Regions from separate parts of the Homo sapiens genome. Here region 2 is linked to region 1. A link is a loop called in an ENCODE intact Hi-C map of the cell type or tissue named here. Cell type or tissue: dorsolateral prefrontal cortex. All regions are shown on one strand.

The links. A loop is a pair of places that touch in the nucleus more often than their neighbours do. Peaks named below come from ENCODE experiments on the same cell type or tissue, not always from the same donor. Only the 100,000 strongest peaks of a DNase experiment are listed, where the experiment ranks them.
Region 2: it touches region 1 in a loop (3.0-fold over the local background); 9 of 110 quality-filtered maps call a loop at or near these places.

What each region holds. Positions count from the first base shown.
Region 1 is chr5:156,469,748-156,477,747 of GRCh38, forward strand. All of the region lies in intron 3 of SGCD (sarcoglycan delta), which reads left to right. Among named protein-coding and RNA genes, the nearest start is that of SGCD, 150 kb to the left of the region's middle. In dorsolateral prefrontal cortex, no CTCF peak of the experiment used is centred here; a DNase peak (open chromatin) is centred at 4,754; H3K4me3 peaks cover 955 bases; H3K27ac peaks cover 3,479 bases.
Region 2 is chr5:156,586,802-156,594,801 of GRCh38, forward strand. It overlaps SGCD (sarcoglycan delta), which reads left to right. Exons shown (of 9, transcript NM_000337.6): 5 at 2,430-2,517. Among named protein-coding and RNA genes, the nearest start is that of PPP1R2B, 260 kb to the right of the region's middle. In dorsolateral prefrontal cortex, no CTCF peak of the experiment used is centred here; DNase peaks (open chromatin) are centred at 3,220 and 3,536; H3K4me3 peaks cover 1,070 bases; H3K27ac peaks cover 5,188 bases.

The DNA of each region.
Region 1 (8,000 bases):
TGTAAGATGACAGCTCGCCATCGATTTGATTGGGAATGAAAGTACTATTGTTCTCTGCTATTGGTAATGAATACTTGGTTTGACTCAGCTATGAGAAGAAATGCTATGAGGGACAGATCTGTCAAATAACACATTCAGAGATGCGTAAACATGGGCCAAGTTAAGCTGAGGCCTCTCATGCTGCTAGTTCTCAAGTCTCCAAAGTTCACACTGGTTTAATAAACTTAGAAAATATGCTGATTATAGAAAGGGGCACAGTTTCTGCAGTAATCAGCTTCTACTGAGAAATATGTATACATTATATTCAATGTTTCCATGCCAGGCTAGGTTGCTAAGGGCCTTGGGAAAATAAGTTCACTTGTATGGTAAAACAGCCTTTTTCTGGATGTAAACAAGCTTTCTTCAAATTCATTTATTTCTTGAGAACATGAGAGGAAAGATACATTTATATATAAAAATACTTGTATATTCACCGTTAGCTTCTCAGCTTACTTCTGGGATATTACGTGAGAAGATATTAAAATAGAAGAATTATTCCATATGCTATTTGTCTAAATATGAATGATTGTTACATAATTCATGAAGTTGCTGATGTTTTGAGTTTTTTTTTTATACTTTAAGTTTTAGGGTAGATGTGCACAATGTGCAGTTTAGTTACATATGTATACATGTGCCATGCCGGTGTGCTGCACCCACTAACTCGTCATTTAGCATTAGTTATATCTCCTAATGCTATCCCTCCCCCCTACCCCCACCCCACCACAGTCCCCAGAGTGTGATGTTCCCCTTCCTGTGTCCATGTGTTCTCATTGTTCAATTCCCACCTATGAGTGAGAACATGTGGTGTTTGGTTTTTTGTCCTTGCGATAGTTTACTGAGAATTTTTTTCTATCATTTCTTTTGCTCCAAATTTTTCTCAAAAAGACTTTTTTTGCTAATACAAGTTTGTACTGTAACAAAACATTTGAACATGAGCAAATACAGAGGATCTCAAAAGCAATCATAATAAGGACTAATTTTACTCAAATTGTGTTCATCTCTAATAATGATAAATGTTGCATTACTGATTTTTGGTTGTAAGCAACAGTTTCCTTAAATAAATATTTGGAAACGTACTGCGTAACTTACTAAACTGAAGGAAAACCTTAATGACTAAAGTATACAGAAGTATAAAAGCTAGGTCACCTCTAGGGAGCTCAATCAAAATCCCTAAGCCTTCTTTTTTTTTGATGTTGAATCTGAAGGATTCATCTGTTCAAATTTAAATTTTGAATAAAGGGATTTAACTAGGCAGCATTAGCTGGGTGACTTCTCACCCATTGCTAGGCTATAGGTAGTATTATTACAATAGACAAATACAGCAGGATTTACATGGAATGGAGAAGAGACTATTCTCTAGGAGAGAACTATTAAAAGACATAATTAAATAAAGAGGTATACCATAGTCATTGAGCAGAAAATTCCATATTTTTAAGATACTTCTCATCACATTCATCTATAGTGTTAATGCCGTCATGATCAGTGCCAAACAGGCTTAAGAAAATGACACACTATTTCTGAAATTTATGTAAAAATGCAGAGGACTAAGATAGCCAAAATAATTTTTTAAAAAGAAAAATGTTGAAGAACTTACACTACCAGATTTAGTACAAATCTAAAGAATTAAGATAGGTATGATGTTGGCAAAAGAACTAATAAATTGAATAATAGGACAAAATATAAAGTCCAGAAATTGACTCATACATATACAGTCAACACACATACCGTCAATTGATTTTTCTATGAGAGTGCTAAGGTCATTCGATTTGAGGAAATAAGGCATTTTTACAAATGTGTAGGAAAAAGAAATTTATTTTAAAAGAACTTCAACCTCTACCTTACACTATACAAAAAATTAATCTGAAATAGTTCATATACTAAAATATAAAAGCTAAAACTATTAAACTGCTAGAAGAAAACATAAAGAGATTATCTTTATAAGTTTGAGAGTCAAATATTTCTTAGGACATAAAAAAGCACTAAACATAAAAAAATTAGTTAGACTTTCTCAAAATAAAAACTTCTCATCAAAAGACACCATTAAGAAAATGAAAGGGCACAAAAGACTTAGAGAAAAAATATACATACACAACGAATTTATATCAATAATGTATAAATGATTTGTATAATCAAGAATAAAAGACAGTGATTTTTAAAAGGGCAAAAGACTTAAACACTGCACAAAAGAAGATTTATGAATGGCCAATTAAGCACATGAAAATGTCCTCAACATCATTACTCATTAGGGTTATTCAAATTAAAACACCAACTAGGTAATTTTCCATACACTAGAACAGCTAAAATGGAAAGATTGACTAAACCAAGTGTTGAGGATATGAAGTAACTGAAACTCTCATACCTTGTTGCTGAGACTGTAAAAAAGCGTAACTACGTTGGAGAATTGTTTGGAATTTTCTTAAAAAGCCAAATGTATACCGATCTTATGACCCAGCAGCTAAAAGAAATGAAAACATATATCCAAAAAGGGCTTTCAAAAGAGCATTTACAGCAGCTTTTTCATAATAGCTGAAAAAATAGAAATAAATATTCATCAACAGAAGAATGGATACATTTTGGTATATTCCTACTCACCAATAAAAAATAAAGAACTAATATATACAATGACACAGATAATTTTTTTTTCTTTTCGAGGCCGAGTCTCACTCTGTAACCCAGTCTGGAGTGCAGTGGCATGATCTCAGCTTACTGCAACCTCTGCCTCCTACGTTCAAGCGATTCTTGTGCCTTGGACTCCCAAGTAGCTGAGATTACAGGCATGAGCCACCACACCCGGCTAATTTTTGTATTTTTAGCAGAAATGGGGTTTCACCATGTTGACCAGGCTGGTCTCGAACTCCTGACCTCAGGTGATCTGCCTGCTTCTGCCTCCCAAAGTGCTTGGATGGGATTACAGGAGTAAGCCACCATGCCCAGCCATGATACAAATAAATTTTTTAAAATGCTATGCTGAGTGAAAGAAACAAGACACCAAAGAATACATACTGTGTGATTCAATTTATATGAATTTCAAGTACAGATAAAACTAATCTATGTGATAAAAGAGAAATGTTTGTCTATGGGATTAAGAATTGACTAAAAGAGATAGGAGGAGACTTTGGAAAGTGACAATATTAGTTGAAATGGTGGTTTCATGAGTGTGTATGTTTATCAAAATGTTATAATCTATGTATTTCACTGTATATAAATTTGCCTACAGTAAAAAAAATAGCTGGTAGAATTCAAATGTTATCTAACATAATGTACTTAATTTATCCAATGCCTACATTGAATAATTACAACTAGGAATTTTCATCTCCAGTCTCACGAAAGAATTGAGTGACTATTTCAGCCGTTTGCCTCTTATTTTACCAACTGTGCAATACTTACCACCTGTACTTAATGATATACAATGTTCCCATCTCATCCACAGGAGATAAGTTCCAAGGCCACCAGTAGATGCCTGAAACCACAGATAGTACTGAACCCTATACAGATGCTCCTCAAGTTTCCATGGAGATACCTCCCAACAAAACTATCATACGTTGCAAATATTATAAATTAAAAATGCATTCAATACACCTAACTTACCAAACAGCATTGCCTGCGGATACACTGACAAAGGGATGATTCATGCAGGATAGAGAGGGACATTGTGAAATTTCATCATGCTTCTCAGAATGGCACACAATTTACAACATATGAATTGTTTACTTCTGTTATTTTCTATGTAATCTTTTTGGACTGCAATTGACTGTGGGTAACTGAAACCACAGAAAGAAGAACCATAGACGAGGGGACTACTGTGTGTTTTTTATAAATTGTTTTCTTTGAAAGAGATTGTAAACTCCTTGGGAGTGTCATCTGTATCAGTGGCTCTCAAACTTTAATATACAAAAGAATTACCCAAGGACTTTATTAAAATGCAGAATTTCAGGCTTCACCCTGGGGATATGGTGATTCATTCGATTTGGCATTGATCCACGGAATCTGTTTTAAGGAGCAATCGAAGTGATAATCCACTGACCACCTTTTGAGAAAAAATGATCTATATTGTATTTGAATCATATCCACAAGGCTTGAGTGCTGTATGTGTCAAGAAGTAACCTATCCGATAAATAAATTAGATGAATTTTAATACCTTTGATACCAGTTTTCAACTGTAGCTGTTTTTTTGTGTGTGGGTTTTTTTTTTTTTCTGGACACTGTTAGATAGCATTTCAGGAAAGGATCCTAAATTAAAAGATAATTTTCCCCAGCCCCTTCATTTTCTCCAGTGGGGGAGGGAGAGCACTTTGTCTCCCACAAGACACTTGGCCTGTCTATAGATGTTTTTGTTTATCCCAACATGGGTAGGGGTTGGCATGGCTGGCATTTTTGGGTAGAGGCCAGAGATGCTGCTAAACACCCACAGGACAGTCCCCATGAAAAAGAACTATCAAGCCCAAAATATCAATAGTGAAAGATGGAAAAACTGTAGGATAGTCTTTTTGGAATTTAATGAACCCAGATACTCCTCAGAGTGATTCAGCCTTGTGCAAGCACCGTGTGTCAGGATCTCACCCAGGCACTCTAGGCTGTGCTATGCACTTATGCGTACCCTTCCTGGCCTGGGACCTGAGGCCTGGCTGCTGACGCTCCTTTCCTGTAGGTAGCTTGTACTGACTCCTTAGCGCTTCTATAGCAGCTTGTCTCATTTCTTTGACAAAGCATCTGCCAGCAGCAGGGCAGGGAGCCCTGAACATGGGCCACTCCAAGCTTGCCGACAGCTCTCTTTAGTGAGATTGGAGATGCTCCAGCTGGTCACAGAAAGAGGCAGCCAGCTGGGTTTGAAAGGAAAACAGATTTAATTTTGGTCCCCATTGAAGCAGAAACCAATCTAGAGATGTGCCTGCTCTAATTTGGAATTCTTAAAAGGATAATTGGGGAAACAGGTAGAAAAAGAACCACATAACCCAGGATATAAGGAAGGATGGATGCCCAGTGAGTGCCAGAGTTAGTTTGGCCTATTTTGCCATGATATTAGGATGGGATTAACTTGATATACGTGCATTGGATCTCAGTGGTTCAGCACTTCCTAGTTCTTGGACCTTGGAAATTAAATAAACTGCTATAAGCCTTGGTCTTCAGACTACAGAATGGCAATAATAATGATGCTAATTCCATAGGGTTGTTGTAAAGACTAAATGAGCTAATGCATGTAGAGAAAGATTTTAATGTAGTGACTGGCATATAATAAGCATTAAGTAAATAATAGCTATTAGCCATTATTCTTCTGCACCATTAACCTGCAAAATATGCCAGGCTCCACCAGCCTCTGACTATTCAATAAGTCCCCTTCTACCCTTTTATACCAACAGTATGTTGGCACAAACTATCCCTGCTTTAATAACTGTAAGTTAGCCATTCTCCAAGATACCCATTCATTATTTTTTATCCATTACAGGGTCTCTCCCATGTGCCCACAAATCAGTCTTTCAGCTGCAGCCACCATTATCCCTGACTAATCTTTCTTACCTGAGCTGGCTTCCCCTCCCCACAAACCCATTTGCAACTGTCCCTGCTCTGTCATAGTGACAGTTCAGACTATGGGTCCTTCCAAGCTGCTGGTGTTGGGGAGGTCAGAGTCCAGCTGAGATTCATGCAGAAGAGAAAAAGTATCTGCAATTCTGTCCCTTTTTGTAAATAGACCACAGCACAGTGCATCTCTTATTTAGAAATCTTTGCTGACTGGTTCTATCATTTTGTTCCTTTAGCCCCTGTCTCCAAGAGAACCTCAGTCTAGCCAAAAGATAGGAAGGAGGAGACAAGATACTTTGTAATTCCTATTTTCTCCCCGAAGCCAACACTTCCAGCCAATACTTCTAGCAAGCCTGCCGCTAACCAAGTAAACACCCCCAGACAAACCAACAGCTGCAAACAATTCCTGGAGAGTTCTTCCGAAGTGTATATTTCTTTGATGGTTTCAGGCCCCCCAACTCAGCACATTACAAGGAATTCTATTAGAATACTAGAGGATCAGGACAGGGTCCCAAAAGAGGAGCTATGAAGCACTTGGAGGGGAAGGAGACCAAACCTAGGGAAGGCAGAAAGAAAAGGAGAAAAATAAAGATGTGGAGGACAGGCAGCACATTCCTTGCAGCAGGGTGCATTGGAGCTTGAAGGTTAAGCTTCCCAGGGCTGCAGAGTGAGAAATCAGGGAGGGAGGCAATTGTCTGCTTTGTTTTGACTTGCCGTGGCTGAGGGTAACAGTCAGCTGTGACCTCTTCCTCATGACTAATGCTGAGCAGGCTTGGCTAGCCTAGGTTCCCATGTAACTTATCATTAAGCCAAGCCAAGAACTGGACAACATCTAAGTAGTCCCCTACATGGCTGTTTCTGGGGGTATAGGAGAATAGCATGGAGATTTGTGGGGATCCTGCAGGCCTGTCAGCAACCTCCAGTGCAGTTCTGGGGGTCTACTTTTTAACCAAGTAAAACAGTGAGTTTTCAGTTAATCTCTGAAAAAATTAGTAAAATCCACAAAGTAGTGAGAAAAGAGGACATTCCAGAAAGGAGCTGACTGTGCATAAGTGAGAGCGGCCGAAGTGGAAGCAGAATTAATTTGACAGAGGAGCTGAGAGGGAGTGAATTAAAAGAAATAAAAGATTCCATAATCTTTATTTTTTACCTGTAACAGCTAGAAAGACCAAATTCTAGTACAGTCATTCTTTTTAAACATGGCCATAACAGACTTAAAATTTAAGACTTTTAAAGCGAAGCATTTGAAATAAATTGTGAAATCAGGGCATAGAAGAATTATATCTGAAACTGGAGAAAAGAAAAAATGCCTTCAAGAAAATAGGGCATAGTATAATGCTTCCGTAGCTAAATGTTGCACACAAGGGAATTGGAACACAGTGAATGGTAAATCCCAAACCTCTTCAGCAAGATCATTGTAGAGGAAAATTGTCACCTGAGGGAGGAACCCATCCAGGCTGCTTCAGTTATAACAATGACTCTGGGAATCCTAATCAGGTGTCTGATAGGTAAACTAAATCCTTGCACTTGAAAAATACACCTCCAGTCTGGCTGATATTACCCATCTAAGTCACAGGTTTGTCTTGAAATAGATCTTAGCGCTGTGATCTCAGCAGGGATTTCTTCTTTAGAGAAAGATATTTTATGAGCCTAGAAGCAGCTTTGTTGGAACTCACAATATCCTTGAACTGCAAGCAACAGCAATTTTAGACAGAGCGTTAATTCAGTGAATTTCAAGAGAAAAAGAAAAAAAAAAAAAAAGGAAAACCCATACAGTTGTCAGTGCTAAATGAACTGAAAAGCAGTTTGAAAGAGCATTTCAGAGTCAGTGCTTTCTATGTTCTGTTGTTATGTTTAAGGAATCCTTTAGTATTGTCGAGCCCCATTGAGTAGAATGGTACCAACAAAATATGGTATTTGTTTAGATATGTATGTTTTTATATAATACTTTGGGAGATCCGGTACATTGAGCAAGTGAGACTCACAAGATGCAACCAGACAGTGAGGTTATTCTTCCAAGTACAATATAACCCATAGAACCCACTCCTTATACTCAGCATTTTTCTCATCTTTGGATAAACATAGGACAGGCCCCATGACTTTTCTGGCCACTCTTAGATAATGAGGAGTCATCTGACCAATTTGAGTCACAAACAATCTCATTTCAATTATTCTAGACAGAAGATATAAAAGGAAAGGGAAGTATTCCTTGGCTAAGTACACTTGTAGCTGGTAGCAGTGTTCTCTGCACTTGGCCTCTATTAAGGAGACTTTCTGTCTCATGAGGGACTTTGCAGGCATCTCTCATGAGCTGTTGCCTTGATGGCAACAATAGAATCATCCTGGTTTTTTATAGACAACACAGCTTAAAAGTATTTGAGCAAAAAAAAAAAAAAAAAAAGTGATGTCAAGGTCATAGGCACTTCTTCTGAATTTTGTTTTAA
Region 2 (8,000 bases), 120 kb after region 1:
CTCCTGTTGAGGATTTCTTGTGCCAGCCATTTCTCTAAGGAGCTCTCCTCATGTAGCTTTTGTTTGTTTGTTTATAGTTTTAAAGTGGTTCTAGAGTCATTTCAGGTACTTTACACATATTTTTCTTTATTTTGGGGGGTCTTTTTTTCAACATCATTATGTAGCCTTTAACTTCATTTCACAGATGCAGAAACTAAACAGAAACTAAAAGAGAAATGATTTACCCAAGGCCATACAATTACCATAGAAGTGGAGTTGTTATAAAGCCTAAATTGTTTGCCTCCAGAGCTCACACTCTGAACCTTTACTTTACAAGGTCAGTCTCACTTGTTACCTAAGTTAGTGTTAGATAGAAACAGTGCTGCTGTGACCAGCCTGCCCTTTTGTTAGGAGGAAAGGTGAAAATAAGCCAAGTTTTCCTCTGGCAAGTCTCCCCTCAGGATTCCAGCCACGCTAAGAGTTCAAAGCCCTTCCTGAATGTGGGAGTTGTTGTGTGCTGTCTCGTGGTTTTCACTATTTATCTGAATTCCCAGATCAGATTGTTAGCTCTTCAGAGAGCAAGGAAAATATACTACACTGTAGGATTATTAAGGTAAGTAACTTCTGTCAGCCACATCACATCAAAACAGGCTGTGATGATATGGTTGCTATCAAATACAAATATGAAAATCTGCACCTTTCATACCAGGAGAGCATAAATCTTGATTGAAGTGATATCATATTCCCTCCCCTTTCCTCCACTTTTGAAAGCCACCTGGGGATGGGTGTTGGCTGCCATTCTGCCATGTGCAGGTGACTGGACTGGGCTGGCCAATCCAGTCTGCATCCCCACCAGTTTTAGAAGGAAAAAGACATTAGACAGCCCACAATTTTCTTACCTCTATGACTTTCTTTTTTCATTTCAACTTGATAAAATTGTGTCTATTCTTTTCAAGGCTTAGCCCAAGTGTTCATTCCTTCAGGAATTCTTCTTTGCTTCCTGCTCCACAGCCCCAAACTGAGAATAATCTCACCCTTCAGGGAAGTCCCCCAAACATCTCATAGCTCCGAAATCACTCTTGCTATTCTCTGGCTAGCATATTTGTGACCATCTCCTGGTCTCCATTAGAATATAAGACTTAGAAGGTAAAGACTGAACTTTGCCTGTCTTCTGCTTGCTCACAACTTGTAGGACAATGATTTTTATGTATTTGGGGCTCAAAGCATTGAGCTATTATTGAATTTTCAGGCAGTAATATACCAGATAGTGACAAAGGTTCCAAAAGCCAGGAATGGCTACCAGATTCCTTTTTCCATGTTCTGTGTCAGAGATTCATCCTTTAATTTATGGCTTTAGTTTCCTCTAAGAAAATGACAACTTCTAAACCAAGTGTTAGCACGCAGTGGCCTTTGAGCTACATTCAACCCTCTGCCTCTTCTTGTATCACCAGTGATCTAAGAATGGTTTTCATGTTTTTAAGTGGTGGGAGGGGGAGACAAAACACAAAAAGAATATCTCATGTCATATTCAGATTATATTAAATTTTAAATATAAAATTAAAATTTTATGAAATTTAGATGTCATTTTCCATGAATAATATTTAATGAAATACAGTCATACCCTCTTTGTTTACATATGGCCTAAGGCAAGTTTTACACCAAAACAGCAGAGTTGAGTAGTTACAACAGGGACATACATCCCATGAAGCCTGAAATATTCAGTCTCAAGACTTTCAATAAAAAGTGTGCCAAGCCCTATTCTGAGTCATGCCCAGAAATGTGTACCACTGTGTGAAAAAGTTGGGGAGCCCTTTAGATAAAGGGCAGAGTAGATACAGGCACAGACGGCCTAGAGGAAAAGGAATCTGGAGACAAGAAAAGGAAGAAAACGGAGGCAGAAGCATACTTGGGGACATCAGATCTCCTGGGTTTTGTATACATGCATTGCAAACATCTCTACAAAGGATTCTTATAGTTGGTGGGTATGCCCGAGGGGCAGATCTTGGGTATTTTACAGAACCTTCCTGCTCTTCTATAAGGACTCTGCATGGGTCTTTTGAAGAAAGGATGACATTAGGAGATTATCATTCATTTCTGATCATTCTGTATACCAAGACTAATATTTTCAGTAAGATCTAATGGGCTTTGTGTCTTAATTTTCTCTGATTCAACCATAATAATGTGTGTGTGTTCTGGGGGAATCTATATTGTGTGTGTGTGTGTGTGTGTGTGTGTGTGTGTGTGCATTTCTTTGGAAGAAATCTGTTTTAGATAGATGCTAGTTAATTATCATGTACATAGGGATCTTTAAACATTTGGAGTTTTTGAGTAAAGACACATTGATTGGAACTTGGCTAAAGCCATTTCAGCCCCTTGGAGAGTTGTAATGACAGTTCTTTTTGTTTAGAAATCTATCATTTTCATGTCTTTCTCTTATTTTCTTATTGCAGGGTAATGCCCTGTACTTCAAGTCTGCCAGAAATGTTACAGTGAACATTCTCAATGACCAGACTAAAGTGCTAACTCAGCTTATAACAGGTAAGAAAAGGGAGAACTTAACAGTGCCTAGCCCATGCGAGGCACTCAGAATACAGAATTAATGGTCAAAGGAAACACCATATGAACCTGAAAATAAAGTGTGCTAACACATTGTTGAGAAAGAGAATGTAGCATGTGTTCCATGATTCTACTAGAGGGTAGAATCCCATCCGTACACATATTAAACTTATGAAATCTAATGATACCTACTTAGTGGGGTAAGAAAAAAAATTTTTCTAAGCAGATTTTCATAGAACATGGCCCCTAAATATAAACCAGCTGCTTCATCAGGTGCTCAGCCAAAGAAAAGCTTCTTGCTCCAATGCTGGAGGAAAAACAGGCTGTGTTGGATTGGTTGAGAGAAGAATGCAGTATCTATAAAGCCAGGGACCATACTTTATGGGCTGTGAAAGGGATTTTTAACTATAGTTTGAACCCATGCCATATTTGCTGTACGTGCTGACTTTGAACCTAACTCAATTGCAGGATGTGGATGTATCTTTACTGAATATGTTTGTGTGTAATTTCTTTTAATACAGCAGATCTGTGCCTAACGGCTGTGGAAAGCACCCACTGTGTTTTAAACTACAAATTCCTGAAATCTAAACAAGGACTGGTTATTCACAATAATGATTATAATGATAAACATGGACCTCGTGATTTGGTAACGTGTTGAGCAGCACAATCAATGCCCACTCTGTAAGCAGTGAACAGGGAGGCATTATGCACCCCCACAGTGGAAGGGAAAAGGAATGTATGTATGAATGGCATTGTTATACTTACAGACAGAAAATGCCATTTGTTTGGCTTCAGGGCTAAAAGTAAAGTATACGGATGGACATTTTGAGAAGCCAGTTACCCAAATGCCTCGAAACATTACTGTTATTGTGAATAAAATATCTGGAACCCACTAATAAGCCATGGGGAAACAGGTACCTTTGTGACCATAGTCTTCACTCCTGGGGAGGGAGCCTCACTCCCACTCTTCCCCTGGAGTGCTGCATGTAGATGTCTAGAGATTCATAGCCAGTGGGTGACTTGGACCATCTGCCAATCAAGAAACTCAGGGATTGAAGGAACTGCTGCCCGGCAGAGCCCATAATCCATAAACATGTTGTTTCAGCGTGTGACTGGATCTTCCACCTTGCTTATATAACATCTGGCCCACAGTCACAATGCTAAATAATTAAATAAACAGCTTCAGTAAGCAATGATTTAAGCAGCGTGTGTGAAAATTGCCTCCAGGAGGGTAATAAATCCAACCTCCAGCTCCCAGATTTTCACATTCAAAAGGAACTTATTTAGCCTGTTGATCATTTCCCATTTATTTGTAGTGGGAGATTTGGTTTATTTGAGATTTTGTTTTGATAAATCTGGAACTGCCCAAATGACTATTATTCAGCAAAAGAGTGAGTCAGTCTCTTTTTTTCCCCCCACTCTTCCTCTCCCTTCTCTCCCTACCCTTCTGACACCCCTTTTCCCCTCCCCTTCAGTGCTTCTCTCCCTATTCCTTCCCCTCTCTCCTACCACCCCTTTATCCCTTTCCTTCCCCTTCTCTCTTCTCGTCTCTCTTCTTCTTCCTCTCTTCCCTTGTTTCTTCCTCCTTCTCCCTCCTCCTGTGTCACTATTCTTGACTCTATCCCTCCAGTGGTATTTGGTATTTGTTTTCTGTCTCCCTATGATGAATTCTAGAGAAGACATTAGATATGTTTAAAACATCATTCTAAACACACACACACACATACACACATGCAACAATACACCCTTAAAAGTTTTCCTTCAATACTCTCCTTTTACATTACATTAATGCACACAGTGGAAAAGCACCCAGCCATCCCAGCAGACAATACCTTCTAATGCCTGTTGTGCTGGGTGCTGTACTTGTTGGAAAACAAATCACTCCTGTCTTCTAAGCAATGAGGTCTACAAAGGCTATCCTGAGGAATAAAGAATTCTGTTTACCTAAAGAATGTCTCAAAAACCCATTAGAAATTCTAATGTTAGATGTCCAGGAAGTCTTTTCACAGGAAACAATACTTCACATGATAGTTAAGTTCTCAAATTAGATCACGAATGCCTATTTGACCATAAGGCAGGCTGCTGATTTAGTATCTCAGTAGTGGGTCTGAATGGGGAACCCTCCCACCTACATGGAGGAAAGCAGTGGAGATGCTTTGGACAGCATCATGAGGGAGTGGGGAAGGGTTCTAGTGTTAAGAGAGTTGGGAAGAGAAATTAGGCTTGAAGGCCACCAGGCCTTTGCACCTCCCAGACTCATGGAGACTGTTGATGCATTTTGATGGGGCTCCAGTTCTCCTCCCTGTTTAGGAGATTAATTAAGGAGGCACTCCACACATAGACTACACAGAGGGGGATTAATTCAAGATTAGTTTCACATTAGGAATAGTGGTTTTTTTCTTCCCAGAGAGGAACAATGAGTTCAACATGTGACCTCCTGAGCTGTCTCCAGCTCCATTTGCATTTTTCTCTAGAGTCATTTTTAAGGATTCCAGCCATGTCCAGGGAATTTTGCAGCCTCAGGTGAAATCAACAAAGGACAAGCCATCTGCACCACTGAGCCAGCAGTTGCTCTGTGGGGTTTTGGCTAAAACTACCAATTACTGAGCTTCAGATACCCAAAGGGTTGTGGCTCTTGGTGAATTCCACTTTATGTTCTGTGAAGCCCTGAAAAGCAAGATAGCTTAATTGTACTTTGTGTTCTCTGATTGCTGAAGCATACTTTCTATACTGCTATAGTCCTTTAGTATATGCTTCTGTATGTCTCACAGCTGTTCATGAATTCAAAGTAACACAGGAAGGTGTCCTTAACTCCTCAGGGACCAGGATGATGATATTGCCCAGGTCCACAGAGAAGTCCAAGCATGTGTGTCCCCAAGTTATACAACTGCTTTTTTATATGAATGGAACAAAAATGGGCAAACTGCTCGCCCTGTGCCCATCCTGAGGTCATTCATTCATTCGTTAGTACTTCATTACCTTCCCATTCTCAATCTCCCTCCTCACAAAAATAAAGTAATAACCCTAAAGCACTGACAATATAATATAGATTTTATTCAAGGTTTTGATGCCATCAAGAAGATAGCTACATCTTAGCCTTTGCAGAAAAACTGAAGCCAAATCCCTCATTGGACATCTCAGCTCTTTCAAGATTTCCTTCTGGCCCTTGTCTCCAGTTTTCTATTTCTCCTTCTCCTCACAGATCTTATTTCCTGGCTCTTCCAGATGTGCTGGCCCCAGCTCCCTTCTCCTTCCTAGACAAATAAATGCCCCTTTCCTTCTGTGGAATAATTCTCAGAGCTCCATTCCAGACTGAGACCTGCCATTGTCTCTAACCTTGCGAGAGCCCTCCGCCTTGCCCCCATTTGTTCTCCTCATCTGCAGCATCAAAGTGGTCAGATAAGATGACTTCCGGGTTCCATCATGCTTGGAAGTGCTGTCCTATCTCTGCTGTTTCAATCTCCTACTCATTAGGGAGCCTTTCCAATGTCCTTCTTTGTGTTGGAGGGCTGGTGTGGACACACTGGCAAGGGATGAGGTCTGCTTAATAGATGTGATTATGTGAGTAAGGAGAGTGCACTAATAAGTACTCATCATGCATTCTTTTCCACGTGTTGTCCCATTGCAGTAGAATGGCGACATCCACAAGAGTGGTGATGTCCACAGGAGTGGTTTCCTACACTCACAGCACTTTACCACCCATAGATTTCTTTTTATAAACACAATGTCATTTGATTCTTTCAAACTTTCTATAACATAGATAGATACAGTAGGCAGTGATAGTCCAATGTTATAGATGCAGAAACTGAGGTTCAGAAAGATCAAATGATTTGCCCCAAATCATGTTATCACAGAATAAGAATGAGTTGGGAAATAATTCATGTCTTCTGATTCCTAGTCCGACAGTCTTGACAAAGAGAAAAGCCACCCCAGATGCCCAGTGGCTGGTTGGCACTATCAGCCCAGCCTTAGCATTCTCCTGCTTCAATGTAATTTTTCAGAACACGCGCACCAGACAAGGCTGTTCAGTGGCCATGATGGATCAAGACAAAACAACACAAACACACAAACACAACTCTGGTCATGTGTGTACATAGCAAAACTATCAACATTGTCCAGACCACAAAAAAGACCAAACATCCCCCTATCCTGGCTAATAAGAGTGACTCTGTTTCTTTATTCACCACATTTTTTGCATTTCCCTGGTCTGTCTTTGTTCTAGATAAGATTTACTCCCATTTTCTGATAGTATTTAATCCAGGGTAGAGCCTTATTTCCTTAAACGTTCCCCAAAATAAGCTAATATAAGGTCACATTCTCTGATAAGTCCTTTCTCATGACTTCTTTCTGAGATGCCCTATGGTTTTCCTTATGGTGTGTGTTGTCCCTCACTGCAATGAGTAATAAACCCAATTTGTTCAACAACAGGTGTGTTCCTAGTGGTCTTTGGCTGGAAGGCACTGGGGACTCTCTCATTGCTATTTATTATTAAGTGACACTCTTTTGAAAAATACCAGAAAGAAAACAATTCCATGTCAGAATCTTCTGAACAATTTTGGAAAAAGTATAAGATTTCTAGACTCTACCCTCAAATTTTTTTCTGTAGGAACTTCTAGTTGAAAAGATGAATTTCTTTTGATCTGAGCTAGGTTCAGTGAGAATGATTATACTCCTGGATTATTCCTGTGTGTTTCTGTAGACCAGCTTTTGAGAACCCCATGAAATTTAGGTATTCAGGTAGATCCAGTAGATCCAGCTCAGATAGATTGGAATGCTTTCTTCTTTTAGAAATTCTAGCTCATCAACCTGGTTTACTTTTTCCATGGTACCTAAATCTTTCTGCAGTTTTCTGGTTTAATAATAAAATTTTAAATGTATATTGGTGTGTCTCCATCAGAATATAGATGCTATGGAATCGGGCTTGATTTCCTTGTGCAGTATTACAGCTCCACATTCAAGAACAGCATCTGTTGTCATCTGATAAACTATCTAAATTTAGTTTTCACTGAACAAAATCCTAATATAAAAGATTGAACAACTTCTAAGGCAATTAATTACAGTAACCATTTCTGCTATGAAATGATCTGTATACTAAGGAAATAAATTTCTCTTGGTGTCAAATGCAGCCAGTGGGTTAAGGGTACAAAGTTAAACACATTTCAGCTGAATTTTAAAAAGCTCTTTCTGATAATTAGGGAGGGCCAAAGATATGTGATTGTCTCGAGAAGTGTTGAGCCTCTGGTGCCTTGAGAAATGCAAGCAAAAATCCACAACTATTTGACAGCAATTTGGTGGTTAGCTGAGGGAAATCACAGTCAAGGATTAGTTTGGAGGAAGGGCTTGCTGGTCTTCAAAATTATAGCCCAAGAATATATTACTAAAAGTAATTGACAAGACCTGGCTAAAGTCATGAGACTGATTTTCATGGTCAGCTTTTGAAAACCAGTCCACTGAACATTGAAGTC